5 separate regions of the Homo sapiens genome follow, and all the other regions are linked to region 5. A link is a contact called in ENCODE Hi-C or POLR2A ChIA-PET data. All regions are on one chromosome and are shown on one strand. Each heading gives the region's core, a stretch centred on a gene start or an enhancer-like site at or near the end of the contact. The rest is flanking DNA. Distances are from core to core; before and after follow the strand shown. Region 1 holds the start of CPT2 (carnitine palmitoyltransferase 2). Region 2 holds the start of LRP8 (LDL receptor related protein 8). Region 3 holds the start of SCP2 (sterol carrier protein 2). Region 4 holds the start of NDC1 (NDC1 transmembrane nucleoporin). Region 5 holds the start of NRDC (nardilysin convertase).

Region 1 (2,700 bases), core at 70-2,569, 1.3 Mb after region 5:
ATTTGCCCTAAGAAATAAGAGCTGGCAGCAAGCTGCGCTGTTTTTTTCTAAACGGGAAATGGGTTAAGCATTTGTGATCACCACTGAATGAGTGCCAGAGCTGGTTAGTGATCTTCCTGTTCAATCCGAGGTCACCTAACTAGATAACAAAGAGCTGAAACTAAAAGTCCGGTCTCCTGACTCCCAATCCAGTACTCTTTCTGGTGTGCTCCAGCTTCTGGCTCTGCTTAGCCAATTATGGAACAGACAGAATGTACTTGGCTGCCCCAAACGGCTAAAGGGCAGTTCTGTTCCCAAAATGGAATTCTGTTGTGCCTCAAGCTAGGCAGCATAATTGTGTGTCTTTTGGTAACTCCCTGTCTTCTTCTGTAAAATGGGAGTAGAGCCTACTTAATCCTGCAGCTACTTCTAAGATCAGGGATTGGGGCGTGGTGGGCTGTTCTGCAGCTGTTTTGTGATGGATGAGGGATGATAGATCTATGTTCAAGTAGCGGAATCTTAGAGTCAGGAGTTGGAAGGAATCTTGGAGGTGGTCTGTGGTGACAGGAAGCCTCTTCCAATAGACTGAACACGGAAGACTTCCTAGAGCCGGAGGACAAGGGTTTCTTTCCTCTTAGCAGTGAGCTTCTTGTTTTTGGAAATGCTCAAGCCAAGAATGGATGTTCAGGCAGAGGGGATTCCGCTCGGAAGGGGCTTTCTGCACTGAAGTGGTGGCCAGCGGGAAACTCCAGGTTTCCAACTCCTGCACAAATCCTTTCTAATATCCATCCACTCAGGTGAGCTGGCAGGGCAGTAGCTGTGCAGGGTTCAGGGTCATTATATGTCAATGACCTTCAGCACGGATTACTAACAACAGTAACATCCGTTACCGTTTACTGCTTTCCTATTAAGCACCATGCACTGTGCATAACATGTTATCTTTATCTCATATCTAGAATTTTGGGAGGTACTTTGAATCATTACGATCTATCTACTTCTTAGGTGAGGAAATAGAGGTTTAAAATTTAGTCCACAGTCTCGCAAGGATGGAGCCTGGATCAAATTTTGGGTTATCAGATTCCAATCACGTTTCTTAGCTTTTCTTTTTTTTTTCCAACTCCAGTTTCTGTCTTGCTCCAAAAAAGGGGAAGGAGCGGCTGCGGCGCTCGGTTTCCCGCCTCCTAGGGAAGGGAAGGGAGACGAGCAGCGCGGAGGCTGGGGCCCCCTTCCGGGCGGGGCCTACTAGTGGGCGGGGCCTGTCAGTGAGCGGCCCCTGCCCGGAAGGAGCCAGTCCGGGGCGGAGCCGATGGCCTTACAGGGGCCGGAAGTGGCCTGCGGGCGGAGAAGTGCCTCAGGAGTCCTGACGCAGTGTCTTGGGCGCTAACGGCGGCGGCGGCCTTGTGTTTAGACTCCAGAACTCCCCACTTGCCGCGTTCTCGCCGCCGCAGGCTCCCGGGACGATGGTGCCCCGCCTGCTGCTGCGCGCCTGGCCCCGGGGCCCCGCGGTTGGTCCGGGAGCCCCCAGTCGGCCCCTCAGCGCCGGCTCCGGGCCCGGCCAGTACCTGCAGCGCAGCATCGTGCCCACCATGCACTACCAGGACAGCCTGCCCAGGTGAGCCTGGCCTCCGGGTCCCCGCCGCCCGCCGCCGTCCCAGGATCGGCCCCAACCTGACTGCAGTCACTCATGACTCCTCTAGTGAACCCGTTTCCGCCCCCAAGCCCCTACCATGGAGGCTGCCACAGCCCCTAATCTGGAAGTCTTGGGACTTTTCACAATCTCCTAGCACAGGAACCTCAGAACCCTCAAATTCTCTTCCAGAACCCCTCGATGCTATCTCAGATTCTCCATCTTGAACGCTTCTCAGATTCCCTCTCCTTTAACCTAACTTCCAGCCAGCTATCCTGAGTCCTCTTCTCCCTGAAAAATGCCAGACCTGCATATTTCCAGCGCCGCTGTAATCCCTCGACTATGGTGTCTCCTGAAGTACTTTAATGACTGCCTCACATTCCTACCCGGAATATGGGTAGGCTGATTCCTAATACATCATGGTTACCATTCCTTAACTTCTCCCAGCACCGCCTTCACCCCTGTCACTCAGGACCCTCAGCCCCACCTCCCATTTCTCCAGTACTCTGTTCTTTCACCCCCCATGAGCCCCCACAAGCACAGCCCTGAAGTGTTCACCCTTGTCCTCAACTGACCCTCCCCCATGTTTTTAAATCTTTAATCTCCTAAATCCAGTGTTCACCCGGAAACCTTTCACTCTCTCCAAGCCCTCCTCAACAGGTTCCTCCCCTCAAAATATCCTTCCTCACCCACAGTACCCCTTGTAAGTGCAGCTCACCCTCACAGAATTCTAGACACCACCCTCAGTACCCCATCCACACTCCATCATACTCAGATCCAGGGTCCACCCAAATTTCTCTTCTCCTCCTCACCACTGGCTACCCTGCCTTCGAAACACTTCACCCAGAATCGACTTCCCCTCTGAAAAGAGCCCTAGTAAATCCTCTTCCCCTTCCCTCCCCCAGTACTTTCTTAAATCCAGCTTCCAGTTCTTCCAGCCTTCGAACTCCGCTTTCGTCTGAGTTGCCAGATCTCCTTCTTCAATATTAGAAATTTTCTTCACCCTCTAAACCAAACCTAAACTAACTTCTAACTTACTGAGTGAGTAACTCAGTTCCTGGAGCCAAGTTCAAAATTTGTCTCAAAGACCCTTC
Region 2 (2,700 bases), core at 1-2,500, 1.4 Mb after region 5:
CCCCACCGTTCCTTTTCTCTCCCCGGGTCTGAGCTCCCTGGCCCGCCACTCACGGCAGTCGTCCTCGTCGCTGTGGTCTAAGCAGTCATCGTCCTCGTCGCATCTCCACACAGAGGGGATGCAGCGCTCGTTCCGGCACTGGAATTGGTCCTTTTCGCAATCCTTGGCCGGCCCTGCGAGGGGGAGGGAGCGTGAGCTGGATCAGCGGACTCGGCCCCACTCCCCACCATGCAGTCCGGGCCACCCGGAAGGACCCGCTGGGGAGGAGGAAAGGGGGCGATTATGGAGACCCCGGGGGCTTCAGGCACACTCCATCCAAAGGGAGGGCACGATGGCAGGGGTTCCGTGGATGTCGGGCCGCTCGGTGGCACGGCGAGACCAGGCACCTACTTAAAGTGTCACACGACCTGGGTATACCCTCCATTCAGACGCACTCACCCGCACACGCGACCCATAGTCAGAGATCTGCTCAGATACAGCCCATAGGGAGTCCCCGCGCCCGCGCGCCAGGCGCAGTGGGAGCCGCAGGCACATCACCCTGGCAGGCAGCCCCCTCTCTCTCCGCCGCGCGCAGGGGTCTGCGGAAACGCATTGTCAAGCGGAGAAGCCGCCCGGCTCTGCTCATTACCGCCGCGGAGCGCGCGTGTCAAATAAACCCCAACGGCGAGAATCACACAGCTCATCCGGAACCATGAATGGCCGCCCCTCCGGCAAAGTTCCCCGCTGGCCAAGCCCCCCTGCACCCCTCCCCCAAGATCCGCTGCCCAGAGGGCAGAGCCCTCAACACCGAGGCCCGCGGGGGCGGGGGGCCGAGGGCAAATTCAGGAATAGCCGCTTCGCGTGGAGCCTGTCCGCCCGGGAGCCCCCGATAGCCCCGGGTTCTGGACCCCTCCCCGCTCCGGCCTCCCGGCCGCGCTTTGTTGGTGGCTAGGGCGGAGCAGAGCCGAGTCAGAGACCGGCTGCACGCACCTTGGCCGCCGAGCAGCGGATCAGCCGCTGCCGCCGCAAGATGCTGGAGCTGCAGCAGCAGCAGCAGCAGCAGCAGCAGCAGCAGCGCCAGAAGCCGGAGAGGGCCCGGCTCGGGGAGGCCCATGGCGGGCCCGGGGCTCCGGCCGCCGCGCCCCGCGCTCCCCGCGCCGCCGCCGCCGCGTCTCAGCCCTCCGAGTCCTTGCCGCGGCGCCGGGGTTGCCGCTGCCCCCGCCGCCGCCGCCGCCGCCGCTGCCGCCCGCCCCGGCTCCTCGGCTGCATTTCAAGCAGGTTCGGTGACGCTCGGCGGCGGGGCGGGCTCAGGCTGGGCGCGCGGCCCCGGCCCTGGGCGGCCGCCGCCAGCGCGCGCGCTCCCTCCCGCTGCCGCCTCCGCCCCACGCTCCCCCTGCCGCCGCCTCCTCGCCCTCCTCCCTCCTGTCTTTCGTCCACTCTTCTCTCAGCGGGCGCTCCACGGCCCTGCTCTGGGCTCGCCTGAGTGCTGGGCTCTGCAGACGCAGGGATGGGCCAGGCGAGCCCCTCACCACGGAGGTAGCAGGTCCAGAGGAAGCAGCAGAGGCTTCCTGGAGGAGGTGACAGGCGGATCAGAGGCTGAGGGATGTCTAGGAGTGAGCCTGGGCGGGAGGGGAAATGATGTTACAGGACGAACAGGCCTGTGCAGTGTGCGCGTGGGGCGGGGGAGGGAGGGATAGGGGTGAGATCCCAAGATGTGGATGAGCAGGGAGAAGCTGGGGGCGCAGGGCTGGACCCCTGCACCTGTCATGGGCTCCGGCTGGGATATTATAAATCCCTGTGGCTGGTTTGGTTTCCGTGCCATGTGCATCTGTGCATGTTGCACGCTCATGTGATCATGGGGACGTGAGGCAGGTGGATTGGGCCTGGTGCACAGACTATTCATCGTCGTTAAGTACGCTCCAGGCCCCTAGTCAGAGGGGCAACCAGGGGGGGCCCGCAGGGAAGACAAGGAATCCTCGCTGTGATGGAGAAAGACGAGGTCTGTGGGGCGGGCCGGGCGGGGGGGAAGGGGAGGGCACGGAAGGGATGCCATCCCTGCCGCTAGGGGCCGCGCACCTAGGCCCGCGCTGTCCGCCCCTGCTGTCTTCTGCAGGAAGGAGAAGGCACCTCTTCCTCTGGAGGGCTGCAGCCCGCCTCACCCACACTGGGGAGAATGGGTGCGGAGAGCGAGCTGGGATTCGATTTCAGCCTCAGACTTGTGAGCCGGGTCCAACCCACACAACCTTCTTTAGAGAATGAGATTCCAGGGCATTGGCCACTCAAAACAACCGGCCTGCAGGTGCCAAGAGCCAGTGTTAGGTCCACCCTCCCTCCCCTCTTGCCCCTTCACCTCCCTCGCGGATGGGCAGGTGCTGTTAGCCCTTGGCCTGGAAACCACCCTGTCTCCTCAGCAGCCTCCTGAGCCGTAGTCCCCCAAAGGGCAGCCCAGCGGCAATATCTGTGGCCACCCCACCAGAAAGGGACTTAGATCCCCAGAGAGCCCGGCACGGTGCTCCTGCCATCATCACCCCTCCTGTCCCTTGTTCATTCAGTCATTCAGCAAGCATTTCAGGCCCTGTTCTGTGCCAACCCTGTGCTGGGCCTGCGGGTACCAAGGTGAATCAGGCATGGTGCCAGCCCCGGAGAGGTCCCTGACCTGTGGGGAGACAGACCATTAGCACACAGACAACGAAATGCAGGCGTCCTTTCACCTATATGTGC
Region 3 (2,819 bases), core at 1-2,500, 1.0 Mb after region 5:
AGTAGTTCTTTACTTAGCACAGAGGGGGCTTCTTAGAATCTCCTAAACTTGATCTTAGCCAAATGGCCAAGAAGCAATCCTTAGAATCTTCTAGGAGAGCCTTTCTAAATGCTGATACTGCAAACCGAAAAGTATATGAAACGGATCTCAATTAATTTAGAAGTTAATTTTGCCAAGTTTAAGGACGTGCATCATCTTTGGAGACAGGTCCGTGCCTTTCTCCAAAGATGATTTTGAGGGCTTCAGTTTTTATAGGGGAAGGGGCAGATATTGGGGAAAGATGAATAAATTTTAAAAAGATGTGGGTAGATAAGAGGCAAACGGTTGCATTCTTCTGAGTCTTTGATCAACCTTCACATGTGAGGGGGGTAGAGAAATAGTCACTTATGCATTCATCTAGCTCAATGAATCTGCATTTTTACATAAGATAAAATAAACCGGGGAGCCGGGCGCGGTGGCTCACGCCTGTAATCCCAGCACTTTGGGAGGCCAAGGTGGGTAGATCACCTAAGGTCAGGAGTTCCAGACCAGCCTGGCCAACATGGCGAAACCCCATCTCTACTAAAAATACAAAAATTAGCGGGGCGTGGTGGCGCGCGCCTGTAATCCCAGATACTCGGGAGGCTGAGGCAGGAGGATTGCTTGAACCTGGGAGGCGGAGGCTGCAGTGAGCCGAGTTCGCGGCATTGCACTCCAGCCTGGGCGACAGAGCGAGACTCCGGTCTCCAATAAACATGGAAGGCTGTTTCTCCCCGGTTTGCTGGAATAAAGTCTCTGTCTTCCAAATTCCTTTTCGGAGAACTTTTGTTCACAAGATTAAAAAGGTCACGCAGCTGGTGACGGAGCCTGGGTTTTTTGATTTAGACATTGTATCCATGTGTGAGATCCTGCCCATCCCCGCTTTCTTGGTGTCCTGTGAGTTTAAATTCATGAATTCACTCTCAACTGCCACCGCTAACAGGACACAGGCCAATTCCAACACGAACCCCAACGGCTCTCCTCAGGGTCACCTTTCATGAGTCCGCTTTCCGGCCAACCCCTCCTCTCAGTCTTAGGCCCCACTGCAAGCCTACTCCCGCTCACCGTACAGAACCTAAGCACAGGATCAGAGATGGGGACAGGTTGACTCAGTCCCATGCCCAAGTCCGCAAATTAGGGATTCGGCTGCCTAAGGGCTAGAGAACGCTCCCCGCCCCACAGGACGCGCCCCACCCCGCCCCCTCCTCCTGCCCCTACGCACGCGCACTCTCACGCGCCTGTGTTGCCGCCCGCGGCCCTGGCTTCGGGCTTCAGGGAGCTCTGGTGCAGTCTCCGCCTGTCAGTGCCGGCAGTCGTCCGCGGCGCCCGCCCCGGTCCCGCACTGGTGCAGCCATGTCCTCTTCCCCGTGGGAGCCTGCGACCCTGCGCCGGGTGTTCGTGGTGGGGGTTGGCATGACCAAGGTAAACCGAGCAGCGGCCCTGCTGGCCCTCTGAGGCTCGGGGGCGGTCGGTGCCTGGGTTTCTCTGTCCCTCCGGTCTCCTAGCTTCGACTGCTCCGCGCGTGGGTCATCGGCGTGGCGACTTGGTGGCTTGTACTCTGCGGAATCTCTGGGGTCATAGCGTCTCGGGCTGGTTCCTGCGGCCTTCTGCTTCCTCCTTCCCTTTTCTTCTGGTCAGAGTTCATGAAGCAGCCCCGAGATAATCCAAGGATCTCACCTCTTTAGATTCTGAGCGGAGTCCCGAGGTGTGTGGGCTGGCTTGCCCCGGAGGGAGGCAGGTCGCGAATGCCGCCTGCTCGGCCCTCCCAGGAACAGCCCCCACAGGAGCCCTCACAGAGACAGCTCCAGATGTGGATGGCGAGGAGAAACGCTCCTGATGCCCAGCGCCTCGGCCCGAGTGGCAGATTCCGGCCTCCCTCTGTCCCTCCAGTGACTGCTTGGGACCCGGACGCCGCAGGCTCCCACGGCCGTTTTCCCCTCATCGCCCGCATGCTCCTTAATGCCAAACTGCCTTTCGTTTCTCCCCGGACGCAGTTGTCTGATGCCTCTGTTGCTTTGCTTCTGTTCTGTTTGTACCGTGTATCTTCACCTGTTAACTTTTGTGCATCCTGAAAGGATCCGTTCAGATCGGATCTTCTCCAGGACGCCTCGGATCCTCCTGACTTTCCCCTAGAGCCTTGCACTGTGCTTACCTCTGTCCTGCACTTACTGTGCTCGGCAGTACCGGGCAGTACTAAAGCTCATAGGCGTCTGCGCGCCCTCTTAGCATGGCAGCTCCTCTAGACTGGGTACCTGGCTTATTCACTGCTGTGCCCCTCGCCCTGAACGTTCCTGATGCTTGAAGACCCTCAGTGAATGTTAGTTGAACAATACTAAATGGATATGCTTTGTGAAAGAGTTCCTAGGGAGAGTTCTATTTCTGAGAAAACAGCCCTAAAATGTTTATTATTTTACCAGTGGGCTGAGCGTACCTAATTCAGTCCAACATGTAAATAGGCCGGGGCCGGTGGCTCACGCCTGTAATCCCAGCACTTTGGGAGGCCAAGGCGGGTGGATCACCTGAGGTCAAGAGTTCGAGACCAGCCTGGCCAACATGGTGAAACCCCGTCTCTACTAAAAATACGAAAATTAGTCGGGCATGGTAGCACACGCCAGCTACTCGGGAGGCTGAGGTGGGAGGATTGCTTGAGCCTGGGAGATGGAGGTTGCAGTGAGCTGAGATCACGCAACTGCACCCCCAGCCTGGGCCATAGAGTCAGTCCTTGTCTCAACAAAAACAAAAAATATCCATGGAAATGGAAAAGTGGACCAATACCTTATGAAGCGGAAGGACATCATCCT
Region 4 (2,700 bases), core at 61-2,560, 2.0 Mb after region 5:
AGAAGACACTGTCAGCCAAGTGCGGTGGCTCACAAGTGCCAAAGGTGGCAACAACCCAAATACCCACATACTGATGAATGGATAAACAAAATATGTGGTATGTCCATACAGTGGATTATTCAGCCACAAAAAGGAATGAAGTACTCATGCATGCTAAACATACACCAGGCACGATGGCATGCACCTGATGTCCCAAATAGTTAGGCGGCTGAGGCAGGAGGACTAGTTGAGCCCAGGAGCTCAAGACCAGGCTGGAGAAGATATCGTATCTCTATTATAAAAATAATTTTTAAAAAAATTTTAGAGGCCAGGCACGGTGGCTCACGCCTGTAATCTCAGCACTTTGGGAGACCGAGGCGGATGACTCACTTGAGGTCAGGAGTTCAAGACCGGCCTGACCAACATGGTGAAACCCCATCTCTACTAAAAATACAAAAATTAGCTGGGCGTAGTGGTGCGTATCTATAATCCCCGCTCCTCGGGAAGCTGAGGCAGAACTCCTTGAACCCTGGAGGCGGGGGTTGCAGTGAGCCGACAACGCGCCATTGCACTGCAGCCTGGGCAACAGGGAGCGAGCCTCCGGCTCAAAAAAAAAAAAAGATAAGACTTACGGACCCAAAAGTTTTTAGTTTGGAATACAGGGGAGATGGCAGTGCACTGGGATAGAAGCACTTTTCCAAAAGGGATCTTTCTCCTCTTTCTCTTTGCACTCCAGAGAAGCGATGTAGTACTGTTAATTCCGTAACTTTAAGGAGGAAGTACTATTCCACTCAGCTCAGTCCCATTCTACCTTACAAAGAACACCTGCCCTGCTTACTGGACCCTAACCCCAGCCTCTACTAATGCCACATTTCTTTCCAATTCCGTGCATTCCTTCCCACTTCTTAACGAAACAAATTAAGTTATTTATTTTGCACCTACTGGATACGGTACCCTTGCGTAAAACTCCGCCTCACTCCCTATTCCAATTTCCATTCAGTCCATCCGTCCCACTCTGACCAGCTTCCTTCCACTCAGGACCCCTCTCCTACCCCGTAACCAACTTCCACTCAGGACTTCCCACAACCCTGCAATCAGTCCCCCAAGTGGTGCCTTCCCCACGCGTTCTCTCCACGCTGCCCCGGGACCGGCCCTCCCCCGCCCAGCGCGCACGCGCGATCAGAGCTTGCCCGCCCGGCCCGACCCTGGCAGTGCGTGCCACAGTGCACGCCGCACTCACGCGCCACAGTATGTCCCGCGACCTGCCGGCGCAGGGCCGGCTCACGGCCGTGGCCATGGAGATGGCGGCCCCTAGTCTAGGGCGTACAGGAGACCGTGCGCCCGCCCGCCACCGCAGTTCAAAGGCAGGAAGGCCCCAGGAGGACCCTGCTGGGTCTGCCTCAAACGCTGCCTGAGCGAAGCCCGGCCCAGGCTCCAACCCATCCCTGCGAGGCTTCGTCTGGACAAGCTCAACAGGCCAGGACTGCCGCGCAGACACGTCCCGCAAACGCGGCTGTAACTCCAGGAACCGCCCTCTGGCGACCAAACGGTCCCTTCGAAGCAGGGTCCAGCGGGGCGCCAGAAGCAGGTGGCGGCGCTGCATGCTGGGAACTGTAGTCTCGACGGCCCCCTGAGAGGAAGTAGGAGGAATGTTGCATTCTGGGACTCGGAGTTCCAAAGTACAGAATGCTGGGAGTCAAGGTCTTCCTGGAGGTGCCTTGAGGCATGCTGGGAATAGTAGTCTTTTATAAAGCCGATAACAGCCACAGTATTGATTGACTGGAATTCTTCAGTTAGAGCTAGCAAAATGATCTGCCCTCATTTCTCCCTATTACTTTATAAGTCACCTAAAAGTGAAACCAAAGGATGTGGTGGTCTTCTCCACAATAGGTACGCAGTAATTTTACTGAAATAAAAAAAAAATTCTCTAGAGATGCCTTTGGTTTCATAAAATCTGGTTTCTACTTCCAGATCTGCCACTTGCTAAATTGAATATTTTTATCTTCTCTGAGCCTCCATTTCTTCAACAGTAAGATAAGGATGAAAATAAAAATATCCTGGTGATGTTGTGAGGATGTAAATAATATGCTATACAAATGTTATCATTAATATACTGCCAGTAAGAAAAAAGGTGTTTCACCAACCCAAGTTTCACCTAATGAAGTCTTCTCAGTGCTTTAGACCTCAGTGAGATCTCTGGATGCATATCGCTAACGCCTTTTTATGCTCAATCACATGCCACAGTCAACATGCAATACTCAAGACAGAAATAGATTCAGTGATTTACTGACTAAGGAAATGCATAGGCTGGTGAGAGGAATTGAGATCACACCTACTGCTCTGCAACGTTTGCTAACAATGGCTTCCTGAATGCTTTAAGATTATATCCTATTCACTTCCAAAATCATGTTACTATCAATCATGTCTAAAGCACTGTAGGACAAACTGGGAATACAACTGATAGATCAAGTCTCTGCCGTGAAGAGATCTATCCGGTGGTGGAGAAAACTTGTAAAGAATTAGTCCAGGCCAGGCACAGTGGCTCACACCTGTAATCCCAGCACTTTGGGAGGCCAAGGCAGGAGGATCACAAGCCAGGAGTTTGAGACCAGCCTGGGCAACATAGTGAGACCTCATCTCCACAAAAACAACAACAACAACAACAACAAACTTTTTTTTAAATTAGCCGGGTGTAGTGGTGCACACCTGTAGTCCAAGCTA
Region 5 (2,700 bases), core at 38-2,537:
TCCCTAAGCCCAGGAGTTTGAAATTAGCCTGGGCAACATCGCAAGACCCAGACTCTTATTAAAACACACACGCACACACACACACGCAAGATACATCATAGTCATGATACTCCATGAAATAAGCTACCTCTGAAGGAAAATACTCAGGTGGGGACTGAATCACCAATTATTAGAAATGTTTAGAGAACTCCTGTACAAACCAAAAGTAGAGAATTTCAAGGTTAGAAGAAACCTTACAACTCACCCAACTGAGACCTAAGCCCTCTCTAATATATTCCTGGACGAGGTCGCCCAACCGTTTTGGTAATGGAGAACTACCCATGGAAACAAGTCACTTCAACTTAGGCCAAATATGATGCAAAGTTACTTTACTGAAGCCACACCATCCTCTGGTAACTTTCGTCCACTAGTTTCACCTATCACTTAAGTGTCCCTCAAATATTTTGGATAGTGATAATATGCCCCTTAAATATCCTGTCCTCCAAATTAAAGTATCCAACTCCGTCAACCTTTCCTGGTAACATAATACCAAGACTCCCTCACCATTCAGGCTGCGTTCCTCAAAGAAACCTTCATTCTTGCTTTAGCGACTGTATTCAAATGACTCGAAAAGCTTCTCCCATTCTGACGTCTTACAACCCAAGATCTCCCACTTGCCCAGCTGACACCACAGGGAAGCCTCTAATCACGCTTGCCACCTCCACCCAAGGAAGCATTTGGGGTGGAAAGTGTGCCCTGTTGCTCCATTGGGAGACATGGAGACAAGAAGTGACGGCGGCACCGACAGAGAAGCCGGCACACTGTTCGCCTCCCCATTGCAAGCCTCCTCCCTCACCGGTATTGCTTGGGGTCGCTGGGAGACTTGACGATCTCAGGGTCCCCAGCATTACTGAGAGACCCCCTCCGTCCCTCTTCCTCAGATTCATCCGCTCCTAGACGGGCAACCCGGCTGTTCTCGCCCAGATCCTGTCCATTGGGCTGCAGGTCAGGGCAGCTGCAGGTAGACTTCGCCTTGTTCCTTCCAGGCATGGCCAGAATAGGAAAGGGTCTGGCAGCAGCAGAGTCTTCGCACCGACCCCGCGTTTCGATTCCCCAGAGCGCCGCGAGCTCCCGCCCGGCCTCACACAACTTCCTCCGGGTGGCACAGACTGCAGCAACAGTGACTCTCCTCAGCATTCACCACCAAGCTGGAGCGATGGACATCCCGCTTCCCAGGACCCACCTCCTCCGCGTTCTAGAGGCGGTGGCGGCCGGCCCTGGTGCTGCCGCAGCCGCGGGGAACAGGCCTGAACCCCTCCCCCAACCCAGTCTCCCTCTCGCCGACTTCCCTCGTCCCTCCGCCCTCCCGGCCGCCGATGACGCTACTGATTTCAGCCAATCATGAGGCAAGAAAGTAGTCACGCTCACGTAAGCAACCAATCAGAACAGGAAAGGAGAGGCACCAACGTGACCCGGACTGATTCTCGGAACAGCCAGCGAACATTTCGAAACCCAAAGTGGGCGGGGCGAGGGAGAAGAAGCGGAGAGAGTGGCGCGGAGGACGACGGGAGAAGGGCCCCCGGCGCGTTTATGACGTACGAGTGTGTTTTGTGGAAACCACTGAGTAGTGCTCCGCGTGTCAAAGAAAAATATTCCCCTAATGAGAAAACTGAGAAACGAGTGCAGAGAATTAATTCCAAAGTTTTAAATTTTCCCATTCGTGTCATAGTTTGGGTACCCTACTCCTCAGACCCGGGGCGAGCCTTCGGCTGTGACTCAGCACATAAAAAACCAGAACGCCGGAAGTATTTTCCTACACCCGCCGGATGGACGCTGCTCCCGAGCGCCGCAAATACTAATTGGCTCTTCTCTACCCTACAGTCGGCCCGACAGTGGTGGGGTTTCATCCTCAAGCCCTAAGAAAGTGCTAAAAAGACCAGTCTGGATGTGCTAACTCTTCTGTGTGAAAACGTTTTTTAGCTCCTCCAGCCTCCTGTTAAATTCGGCCAATTTTTATCGAGCAGCTGCAGCGTCTGCTGCCTTCAAGTCTCCTTTCCCAGTTTTTCCCGCTAGCAGTGGTCTTTGGTTAGCAATGTAAAATGTGACGGAAATACAAACATAAATGAAAGCTAAAAAGCAGCTGAAATTAGTAAGATGCACTATACTGACACCATGGGGTAAGAGATCATAGCTCATACATACGAATGAGCGGGGAAAGACGTGAAGCAGGGAGATGTGTTGATAGTTACTGTATCTTCAAGGTTTTCGAGGCCTCTTCTGAGTTCCAAATGCAAGGAATACAACCATGAACAAAACAAAACTTGCCTTAGGCTGGGCGTGATAGTGATAGCTCACACCTATAATCCTAGTACTTTGGGAGGCCGAAGCGGGAGGATTGCTTTGAGCCTGGGAATTTGGTACCAGCCTGGACAACATGGTGAGACCCCCGTCTGTACAAAATTCTTTTTTAAAATTAGCCAGGCTTGGTGATGCGTGCATGTGGTCCCAGCTACTCAGGAGGCTGAGGCAGGAGGAACGCTTGAGTCCAGGAGGTCGAGGCTGCAGTGAGCCGTGATTGCAACACTGCACTCCAGCCTGGTTGACACAGTGAGACCCTGTCTAAACAACGACAACAAAAATTTAAAGCCTTGCCTTGGGGGAGCTTGCATCCTAATGGGAAGGAACTGTAAAATATGTAAACTAAAGTAAATCAGGCTTTTA

Evidence for each region. A loop is a pair of places that touch in the nucleus more often than their neighbours do. ChIA-PET counts read pairs that join two places held with the same protein, here RNA polymerase II (POLR2A). Pooled maps may share reads with other maps.
Region 1: a loop to region 5 is called in a map of CD8-positive, alpha-beta T cell, with 9 times the contacts of the local background. The contact joins the promoter of CPT2 here to the promoter of NRDC in region 5. A Hi-C loop is called at or near these places in 4 of 168 maps with a recorded cell type or tissue (CD8-positive, alpha-beta T cell, naive thymus-derived CD4-positive, alpha-beta T cell and vagina) and 12 of 50 pooled maps. POLR2A ChIA-PET finds 5 or more read pairs at or near these places in 1 of 52 experiments (GM10248).
Region 2: a loop to region 5 is called in a pooled map, with 16 times the contacts of the local background. The contact joins the promoter of LRP8 here to the promoter of NRDC in region 5. A Hi-C loop is called at or near these places in 2 of 37 single-sample maps with no recorded cell type and 9 of 50 pooled maps. POLR2A ChIA-PET finds 5 or more read pairs at or near these places in 1 of 52 experiments (activated CD4-positive, alpha-beta T cell).
Region 3: a map of CD8-positive, alpha-beta T cell shows a loop between it and region 5 (33-fold over the local background). The contact joins the promoter of SCP2 here to the promoter of NRDC in region 5. A Hi-C loop is called at or near these places in 1 of 168 maps with a recorded cell type or tissue (CD8-positive, alpha-beta T cell), 1 of 37 single-sample maps with no recorded cell type and 8 of 50 pooled maps.
Region 4: a map of naive thymus-derived CD4-positive, alpha-beta T cell shows a loop between it and region 5 (25-fold over the local background). The contact joins the promoter of NDC1 here to the promoter of NRDC in region 5. A Hi-C loop is called at or near these places in 1 of 168 maps with a recorded cell type or tissue (naive thymus-derived CD4-positive, alpha-beta T cell), 1 of 37 single-sample maps with no recorded cell type and 13 of 50 pooled maps.

Annotation. Positions count from the first base shown.
Region 1 is chr1:53,195,505-53,198,204 of GRCh38, forward strand. It overlaps CPT2 (carnitine palmitoyltransferase 2), which reads left to right and starts at 1,320. Exons shown (of 5, transcript NM_000098.3): 1 at 1,320-1,591. The coding sequence starts at 1,440. RefSeq lists a silencer at 1,304-1,663.
Region 2 is chr1:53,326,820-53,329,519 of GRCh38, forward strand. It overlaps LRP8 (LDL receptor related protein 8), which reads right to left and starts at 1,251. Exons shown (of 19, transcript NM_004631.5): 1 at 970-1,251; 2 at 54-173. The coding sequence starts at 1,093. LRP8-DT (LRP8 divergent transcript) reads left to right here and starts at 1,414. Exons shown (of 3, transcript NR_131923.1): 1 at 1,414-1,556. RefSeq lists silencers at 1-232, 748-917, 968-1,117, 1,188-1,387 and enhancers at 298-407, 1,458-1,687.
Region 3 is chr1:52,926,026-52,928,844 of GRCh38, forward strand. SCP2 (sterol carrier protein 2) reads left to right here and starts at 1,251. Exons shown (of 16, transcript NM_002979.5): 1 at 1,251-1,440. The coding sequence starts at 1,372. RefSeq lists a silencer at 1,014-1,293 and enhancers at 1,346-1,861, 1,514-1,573, 1,584-1,673.
Region 4 is chr1:53,836,986-53,839,685 of GRCh38, forward strand. It overlaps NDC1 (NDC1 transmembrane nucleoporin), which reads right to left and starts at 1,311. Exons shown (of 18, transcript NM_018087.5): 1 at 1,220-1,311. The coding sequence starts at 1,276. RefSeq lists a silencer at 1,065-1,194 and an enhancer at 1,305-1,784.
Region 5 is chr1:51,877,440-51,880,139 of GRCh38, forward strand. NRDC (nardilysin convertase) reads right to left here and starts at 1,288. Exons shown (of 31, transcript NM_001101662.2): 1 at 836-1,288. The coding sequence starts at 1,176. RefSeq lists enhancers at 1,278-1,572, 1,456-1,635, 2,026-2,579 and a silencer at 1,326-1,375.